Regions from separate parts of the Homo sapiens genome. Here regions 1 and 2 are each linked to region 3. A link is a contact called in ENCODE Hi-C or POLR2A ChIA-PET data. All regions are on one chromosome and are shown on one strand. Each heading gives the region's core, a stretch centred on a gene start or an enhancer-like site at or near the end of the contact. The rest is flanking DNA. Distances are from core to core; before and after follow the strand shown.

Region 1 (3,010 bases), core at 7-2,506, 210 kb before region 3:
ATTTCTGATAAGCTCATGATCCCAGAGCTGCTGTTGGGTACCAAAGTTCTAAAGTACCTTGAGGGAGAAGCCAACTTAATAAGTGAAATAATGAAGCATTTATTACATATCTACTATATAACTTAAATGACAAAAATAGAGTAATGGAGGTTGGATATAAGGAGTATAGAATTTGATTTCTTCACAGAAGGAGCTTCCATCTGCTTTGCCACTTTTATCTGAGAGACAAAGAGAGAGAGCACACAGATTTTCCATAGATAACTATATTTTTCAAGGGAAAAAGGCAGAGAGGTATTTCTTATGTGTGTTTCCTCACACAAAAAGGCCATTTTGGGTCCCCAAATAATTTTAGAGGAGGTATTATAACTAAATAAAGGAAAAACTTGGCAGCCATTCTTGGATGCAGGGTGTAAGCCTTGCATATCTCAGAACTAGTACGAATGGTGTGCATTTGGGTGTTTCTCTGTGTGTGCAGTTTTACATGTCTGTGTATGAGCTGGAAAGTGTATTGGGCCATTGCCAGGGAATTGATTTCTTAAACATCACTAGAGAAGAGGGATATTTTCCCTGATAAAGATTAAAGCGTTAAGTTAAGGGGCAGGAATTCCTAAGGCAGCCTTGACTAGGAACTTTGCATATTACAGGCAGTCGATGTTATTTGAACGTATTCATTGAGAGAAGAGACTACTCATTATCCACTTAAAATACTTCCTGGCTGCAGCATGGTGTTGTACGGAAGCCAAAGCAATTGGCTTTGCATTTGGCCAGCTGATTTAGCAAGAAATTTCGCAAATGATGCAGTCCTTACAGATGGTGCTGTTGGGTTTTTTAGAATGTTTTAAAACACTGATGGATTTGACCATGAACTGAATTTCCAGTCTCTTAGATTCACCTCCAGCCACCCCTTGACGATCTCCAAGGCAACTGGAGACAAGGAGCAGACCTTTTCTGCAAACTTATGATGAATGATTTCCTTTAAAAACTACTCGCATAATAAAAATGTTTTGGTGTAAACTTGGCCAAGGGGAACTCTTGAAACTTTCAGTTTCTTTGCCTAACTCTGAGTTGCTTGAGTCACATTTTTGCATGGTTCTTGATTGACTTTCTGGTGCTCTGCCTGGAGGTCTTTGCTTATCTGTGAGTTGCCTGAGTCACATTTTTACATGGTTCTGGTGCTCTGCCTGCAGGTCAAGAAGGAGCCAGTATCTCCAGGAGGAGTGAGAGAGTGCTCTGCCAGTGTGAAGTGTGAATCCTTGAGAGGCTGTGGCAAGGGTCCATGCCTGAATGTGTAGAACAAGAACAGCTGGAGGCTGTGGCTTTCTCCAGGAAGAGGTTTCTAAATCTGCCTCTTAGAAGATATCAGAAAGTTAAAGGTACTGTACCATCTTCACAGGCCGAATTCTTACTCAGATCTTTACAACAGGGACTGGTCCTGATCTTTGCTGTTGATTGCTTTCTTGTTTTCTTGGTTTCTATTTGAATCGTCACCTTTTATTCGTCTTCCTTGGTGCCTTTTGGTTGTGCTTATTTCGGCTTTATGTAAGCAGCATCTCTGGATGCATAAATGAGGCAGATAAAATTCCCCAGGGTGACTGATCTGCCCTTCATCTATTTTGAGCACTGCAGAGAAGTTACCATGGCCCACAGCATAACTCAATCACTGTAAGCCAGTGAGCACATTCTGAGTTTTTTTTTTTTTAAATAACCTTTCCTGGAGGCATTTGGCATAAGCTAAGCTTAAAGGCACATGATTCAATCATTGATTATTCAAGACATGTCATACTTAGGCTTTTCTAATAACCATATTGTCACTGTCAACTAGATATTGAGCTCTGGTTTCTAATTTTGCACTGGAAGCTGTACAAAGTCTATTGTGTTCTGTGTGTGTGTGTGTGTGGCTCTGGCAATGCAGAAATGGCAACAAGGAAGTATCTAGCACCCATGAAAAGACTGAAGAACACCAATTTGCTTTCTCTCAGTCAAGCCATCTTTCTTAAGACAACCCTTGTCCTGTAGCTTGAACTGTTTAATCCTTGTATATCTTCCATCCCTTCCACCCTTAGGGAACCTCCATAAGGTGAGGACAATGTGTCTTTTTTACCACCTGCTATTGTCTAAATGTTAGTGTCCCCCTCAAATTCATATGTTGGAACTAATACCCAATGTGATAGTATGAAGAGGTGAGTCCTTTTGGGAAGTGATTAAGTCATGGATCAGTGCCTGTGTTAGTCAGGGTTCTCTAGAGGGACAGAACTAATAGGATATATATATATAAAACAAACTCATATATATATATATATATATATATATATATATATATGAGTTTGTTAAGGATATGTAATAGGATATATATATATATATAAAAAACACATTCATATATATATATAAAACACATTCATATATATATATATAAAACACATTCATATATATATATATATATATATATATATATATATATATATGAGTTTGTTAAGTAGTATTAACTTATACGATCATGAGGTCCCATACCAGGCTGTCTGCAAGCTGAGGAACGAGGAAGCCAGTCCAAGTGCCAAAGCTGAAGAACTTGGAATTCAATGTTCAAAGGCAGGAAACATCCAGCAGTGGAGAAAGATTTAGGCTGGGAGGCTAGGTCAGTCTAGCCTTTTCACATTTTTCTGCCTGCTTTATATTCTGGCCACACTGGCAGCTGATTAGATGGTGCCCACCCAGATTAAGGGTGGGTCTACCTTTCCCAGCCCACTGACTCAAATGTTAATCTCCTTTGGCAACACCCTCACAGACACACCCAGGATTAATCCTTTGCATCCTTCAATCCAATCAAATTGACACTCAGTATTAACCATCACAGTGCCCTCTTAAAAGAGGTGCCTTGCCCTTACTGCCATTTGGTAATATAACAAGAAGGCACCAGTTTTGAAGCATAGAGCAAGTCCAGACACCAAGTCTGCTGTTACCTTGATCCTAGACTTTCCACTCTCCAGAACTGTAAGCAATACATTTCTGTTAT
Region 2 (3,088 bases), core at 274-2,773, 200 kb after region 3:
ATCTGGGGGTGATGGGAGACAATGACAGATCATCAAGCATTAGATTCTCACTCATCTCCTGAAGCTCATGCCTTTTATATATAAAATACCTACGGGAATTTGGTTAACAAAGGCAGCTAAAATGATGTGAGGACATGAAGTCCAATAGGCAAATATTGGATCAGAACATTATGCCAGAGATGTCCGGAGCTCTCTGGGAGGTGTTGAGAGATGAATGAAGGGTGGGGGATAGGCACTGACAACCCTTGGAGAGCCAGGTGGAGAGGTAGTGATGATTAACTTTAGTTGCTCTCCCACAAGGCTGGGAGAAATTAATGAGCAACAGAATGAATAAGCAAGTTTACTAAAGTTTAGGCAACTTCAATGACTTGAATATGCATAATGTACCACTGCTAAGACATAGTTGAGTAAAGAGGTATGCAACTAAAAATTCCCCAGGCTTCACTAGATTATGTTAGAAAATACATTAATTACAGAATATTCAAATCCTGTGGTTAATTGTCTTCATTCCTGAAACAAAGCCCAAAGTCCTTGCAAAGTTGCCTCCCCACCAGCCTTTTTGGAGCCATCAGGGCATATGCTCAGAGATAAATCTGCTCATATGGCACCTGCTACCTTCCTGGCATGCATCTCTCAGGTGTCGTCTCAGGAGATTGTCCCTCTCCTGCTGGGTGTCACAGACTTGGGGAGCCTGCAGCCAGGCACTGCCACTGAGCCTCACCACTGAGGGGTTTATGAGGCCATCCTGGCTTTAGGGGCTCCAAGTGTCACGTTGACCAAAGCAGTCCATTTTCATCTGTTTTATAAAGGGTCCTGTGTATCTCAATGGAAAAGTATTCAGCCTTCTAAAAGATGTTTGAAGACGATTTCACCAGAGCTTCCATGGAGCCAGGACCCTGCTGTATTTCAGGGAAAAGTGGGCAAGTGTTCATTTTCCAGCTTGATGCAGAACTTTGTTGCCTGGGGAGCAAAGTACCGCTGTTCAAACTCCAAGTCTTACAAAATTGCTTATTAAAATAATTCCTGACATTTTGGCTTCTACATCTTTTCTCCCTAGGTGTCAGGCCTAATCAGTGAAGTAGACTGGAATTAAACACCCCATCTTTTTCTGTCAGAGTTCTCAGTTGTCACCAATTAAAATCTAGTAGTAGCAGAAAAGGAATTTATTAAAGAATATAAGATTTCCCAGGAGGCCGGAAAGCAGGCTGGGAGGCTTCCCAGCCAGCACCAATTCTCAGAGTCACAGTAAAGAACAGACCAGGTGGGAATAACTGCTGACTCCACCAGGCACAGACTCCTGCTGGTACTAGCTCGTGGTGTGACCTTAGCCATCCCTCCCTCTAGTAACTGAATTCACCAGCTGCCATTCTCACCAGAGTGGGCTCTAGGTGGCACTTGTTTCTTTGCAATACATGCTTGTGATTAGAAAACTTGCTGAGGTGCACGTGATTGTCTGGGTCTGTGTCACAGACCAGTGTACTGGCTGCAGAGGAGGTGGGGAATTCTCCAAATATAGGAAGTGTGTTCAATTGTGTTGAGAAGCCCAGACGAGTGATAACATGTTCACTTGAACATCGCTGTCCTCGGGTTCTCTTCCTCTCCTCTATACCTACCCCCAACTACACCCACGCCAAAGCCACAGTACCTTTCCTCCTCATCCACTTAAAGCCAAATATTTCATTAGAATTGAATTATTTGAGGCCTGTCACCACCACCTCACCAAACATGCCCAGACATGACTGAACCTCAGCACTGGAAACACTTAGGCTCAAGCTGAAAGTTTCTTAAGTGCTACACATTAGAAACAACCAACCATTCCTAAACTAGTCCATGAAACCACAGGACACTAAGAAAGGATAGCCCAGATCTAGTAAAGAACACAAACATGTTTTCATGACAGTGATAATAGATCTTCGTTTACACCACCACTGATTTGAAAGGCTATACTGTTTGTTTTGTTTCTTCTTTTATTCTTTATTCAATATTCAACTTAACTATTGAGTGGACCTAAGCACTGTTAATAAAGCAGTAAACAAAGCCCTGCCCATAAAGTGTTAATATTCTAGAGGGAGACGCAGACTATGAACAAGGACTCAAATGCATACACAGTGTAAGTTCAGACAGTGATAAGTACATTAAGGAAAATAAAGGAGGGTTAAGGAATAGACGGTGATGGGACTGATGCTCATTTATATTGAGTGGTCTGGGAAGGTTCAAGCAGATTTGAATCATGGAACAGTGTAATATGAAGAGATTTGGGATCAGAGGTGCCTGAGTTGAAAACATACCCAGGAGCTAAAGTGAGAGGAAGAAGGTCAGAGTGTGGTGGAAAGAAGCCTGAAGATGAAATGAGACAGATAAATAGGGCCAAAATATGGAGGTTCTTGTGGGCCACCATTAGGAGTTTAGCTTTTATTCTAAGCATAATTGAAAGCCATTGGATAGTTCTAAGATGAGCAGTGATGATAGGCTTAGACTTACATTTTTTCAAAGTTCTCACTGGCTGCCCTATAAATAGTAGATTATGGGGTTTTAAATTGGAGATGAGGAACCTCTCAGTAGACTTTGCTGTGATCCAGGTAGAGAAACATGTTGGGTTGGACGAGGGTGGGAGCAGTGGAGATGGTGAGATCAGATCAGGTTTGGGATGTATTTTGCAGCCCAGTCTGTCAGGATTTGCTGATGCTTTGTATGTGAAAATGAGGCAGAAAGAATCCAGTATGAACTTCTAGGAAAGCACTTTGTGACCGATTGTATTTTATGGAAATGACTACAGTATTTCCTGTTAATATAGTTTTCCAGAAACTTGCTACTCCCTCATCAAGAGTTGGAGTCTGTGTCCTATCCCCTTGGAACTAAGAGGGCTTTTGTTAGACTTTTAACTATTAAAATATGGCAGAAGTGATACATGTCTTTTCTGAGTCATTAAAACGTGATCCCACTGCTGCCTGATTTCACTGGGACACTCATGCTGTAACCCAGCTACCATGCTGTGAGGAAGCCCAGGTCGCATGGAAAGGGCCAAGTGGAAAGGCACCCAGGCCCCAGCCCTCAGTATCAGCTATGCTTCCTGCCAACAGTCAAGATT
Region 3 (3,089 bases), core at 296-2,795:
TAGAAGAAAGTTTAAAAAAGGTAAAAGAGAATATCAAGGTATCAGAGGGCCTTCAAAAAAGAGTTCGTCAAGATTTTTTTTTTGGCACAACTATTCAAAATTTCTCCAGCTGGGTTTGGCCATGGGTTGCCCAACTTCTCCCCCCTATAATAATGTTCATATTAGTTTGTTTACTTGCACCACATATTTTTACTGCAATATCTCATGTTGCGTCTTCTAGAATACAATAATCTCAAACCAAAATGTTACTGCAGCGAGGGATATCAGCTTCTAAAAGAACTCCATGACTCTCCTTTGGATGCAGCAGAACAAAATTTTAGGCTGCAAATGCGGTTCCCCCATAGTCTCACAGCAACCCGGCTCAATTTAAGTCCTAACTTAGGGATTTAGACCCATGGAACCTCCTAACTGAGCAGCAATCCTAGGTAGGGCCAACTCTTCACTTCTGGTCAGCAGGAAGCAGTTGGAAGATGAGACCTTCACTCACATGCCAAAGATTTGTCATTCTTGCTCTGTTAGGGGGGGAATGTGAAGTCCTAATTAAGGAAAAGGAGTTAGGCTGGTGGGACTGAGGGAAAGCAAAAAAAGCAAGTAGATAAGCTATAAAGTCTGCTTTTCTTCATGGTCCAGGACATATAGCCCTCCTGTGCCCAGCTTACCACCAGACACCGGCGAGTTAGCTCCCTGCAGCCTTGGCGTTATCAGTACTGCAGGCAGCACTCTTCGGCCCACGTTCCAGTCTACAAAATCCCCAGCAAGCCTTTGTTTCCCGGCAGTTAGCCCGTCTTTTACTAACTTGCCCATTGCACTCTTGCAACATATTATCATACTTTCTCTAATAAATCTGCCTTTCTTTACCTACAACTGTCTTGGTAAGTTCTTTTACCACCTGTACCATGGGCCTCAGATAGTTGCTGCTCACCCATGGCAGGTTCCAAATGCTGAGAGGCACTGATGTTCCCTTTCAGGGATGATAGAATTATAATATTTTTTTTTCTGTGATTAGCTGAGGTTAAGGAGTCTTTCCTTTTCCAAATGAGTCTCCATGTAATGACTAGAGCAAAAGTTGATATCATATTTTTTTTGGCCAGTCTTCTGGAAACTGAGCTATAAGTGGAAGAATATTTACCCCTAAAATTGGAAGGTAAGAAACTGAGAGACTTTATATTCTGATATATTTCAGAAGTAGCTAGAGTCAACCTTGGTTTTTCCTTCCCTAACCCTGCACATTGAATGTGTCAGAAGTCCTGTTTGCTCTAACTCCAAAGTAACGGCTGAATCTGTTCACTTCTCATTCTGGCTAAAGCCCATCCATGCCACTATCATCTGTCCTCTAAATTACCATAGTATTGAAGTTTCTAAAGTTCCTCCTACTGTCTGTTTTTAACTCAGGAGCCAAAGTAAACTTACAAATTAAAAACAGTAGATTGGGCACATCCTGGCTTCCCCTAAGGGCTTCCCTTCACAGTGAGAATGAAACTGAAAGTTTATATCATCACCCCACCTCTGCAGTCTCATCTGCTATCACCCTTCCCTTGAGCTCTCTGCTGCAGTCACAAGGCCTACCGGCTGGTCCTCACATGCACCAGTCTAGCTCCTGACAAGGAGTCTTTGCACTGGCTGTTTTCCTAAGCCCAGAACAATCTTCCCACTAATATTTCATGATAATTCCCTCCCTTCATTCAGGTCCTGCTCAAATGTTACTGCCTCAGAAAGATCTATGCTGGCCACCCTATCAAACACAACCTCTTCACCACCCTCCACACCCTCCCCTCCCCTCCCATCACCCCACTTCATTTTTCTTTGTTGTACTTAGCACATATGAAATTAGTTATTTATTTACTTTGGCCACTTATTTAATTTTCAGTATGTACTTATTGGGTGTTAACCTGATGCCATGGGGTGTGAAGGTAAACATCATACGTACAGAGCCCGTGTCCTCATAGAACTTGCATTCTAATGTAAATATAACAGAGGACATATAGTATAATAACAAGCATGGATATCTGCTATGAAGAAAAACAAAGTAGGGCGTGGGGGTAGAACTTAATGGGGGTTAATTTAGGTAAGGAGATCAGGGAAGGCCTCTTGGAGGGCAGATATCTGAATGAGGTGGGGACATGGGCCATGTGAATATCTGGGGATATCACCTTGAGATGAGGCAAGTTTGGCGTATTCAAGAAGTAGCAAGAAGGTTGGGACTGGAGTAGCCTGGGTAAAGGGCAAAGCTTAAGATGAGCCCAACATTTGACTAGGACCAGGTATGTGTGTCTTTGCAAGCTAGAGCAGGACTTTGGATTTTGTTCTAAGGCTGAGGAAAAGCCACCAGAGGGTTTCAAGCATGAGGAAGGCTTGGTATGACTCATGTTTTGTAAAGATCACTCTGGTTGATAATGCAGAGTAAATCTAGGAGGAGTAAGGATAGAAGCAAGGCCAGGACGAGAGTCTAGGAAAGAAGCAATGATTGCATTGGAGTGGAAGGGAGCAGAGCCAGAGAAATCTGGCTTGTGACTCTTACTGTGACACTCAGCATGGGTTGCCTGGGAAATAGGAGTTATGTATGAATCACATTCACAAACAGGAAAAGAAATTCTTTAGTGTTTCTTCTGGTTCTTCATTTATACTATATTATTCACTAGCAGAAAGTGCTCCGTATAGGAATTGAAGGAAGACAGGTGATTTTTTCTGAAAGGAAGTTTTTAAGATTTGAGTGAAGACACTTAGATGAGGAGAATGAAGTAATACCAAGGGTTGAAGGCTGAAGTCCTCTTGTCTCGGAGGCAAACACAGCCTCAGTGAATTTATCTTCTGCCTGAACCGAGGAGATTCACTGGATTTTTCTTGTAACAGCCCCTTGTTCAGGAGTATTTTCATTGGAAAATTGCATCAACTCAGAAGAGACAGAATCATTAAGCATTCCGTTTCTATGGGAATGAGGGTTTAAGTCACTTTACCAGGCAAAGGACTCCATTCTACTGTGGTACAGGCAGAGGGTAAGGGAAAAATAAAGCGGTGGTGGAAGAAAGAATCCACACTTGTTAACTTGGGTCTTTCGAATTGCTATAAAAGCAGGAGCTGTAGCAGATAGG

The links. Hi-C counts contacts between places; a loop is a spot of excess contacts on that map. ChIA-PET counts read pairs that join two places held with the same protein, here RNA polymerase II (POLR2A). Pooled maps may share reads with other maps.
Region 1: a loop to region 3 is called in a pooled map, with 4 times the contacts of the local background. The contact joins the promoter of LINC02384 here to the enhancer-like site in region 3. A Hi-C loop is called at or near these places in 1 of 168 maps with a recorded cell type or tissue (naive thymus-derived CD4-positive, alpha-beta T cell), 3 of 37 single-sample maps with no recorded cell type and 10 of 50 pooled maps. POLR2A ChIA-PET finds 5 or more read pairs at or near these places in 3 of 52 experiments (AG04449, CD4-positive, alpha-beta T cell and T-cell).
Region 2: a loop to region 3 is called in a map of naive thymus-derived CD4-positive, alpha-beta T cell, with 2.8 times the contacts of the local background. The contact joins two enhancer-like sites. A Hi-C loop is called at or near these places in 1 of 168 maps with a recorded cell type or tissue (naive thymus-derived CD4-positive, alpha-beta T cell), 1 of 37 single-sample maps with no recorded cell type and 7 of 50 pooled maps.

The regions. Positions count from the first base shown.
Region 1 is chr12:68,449,730-68,452,739 of GRCh38, reverse strand. It overlaps LINC02384 (long intergenic non-protein coding RNA 2384), which reads left to right and starts at 1,256. Exons shown (of 4, transcript NR_120458.1): 1 at 1,256-1,373. RefSeq lists enhancers at 868-1,007, 1,068-1,397.
Region 2 is chr12:68,040,911-68,043,998 of GRCh38, reverse strand. No RefSeq gene overlaps it. Among named protein-coding and RNA genes, the nearest start is that of IFNG-AS1, 53 kb to the right of the region's middle. RefSeq lists an enhancer at 1,543-1,792. Within about 2 kb of position 1,523, at least 4 of the 41 ENCODE cell types and tissues checked have a DNase peak (open chromatin) inside an H3K27ac peak, as active enhancers do.
Region 3 is chr12:68,239,612-68,242,700 of GRCh38, reverse strand. No RefSeq gene overlaps it. Among named protein-coding and RNA genes, the nearest start is that of IL22, 12 kb to the left of the region's middle. RefSeq lists an enhancer at 1,357-1,496. Within about 2 kb of position 1,545, at least 11 of the 41 ENCODE cell types and tissues checked have a DNase peak (open chromatin) inside an H3K27ac peak, as active enhancers do.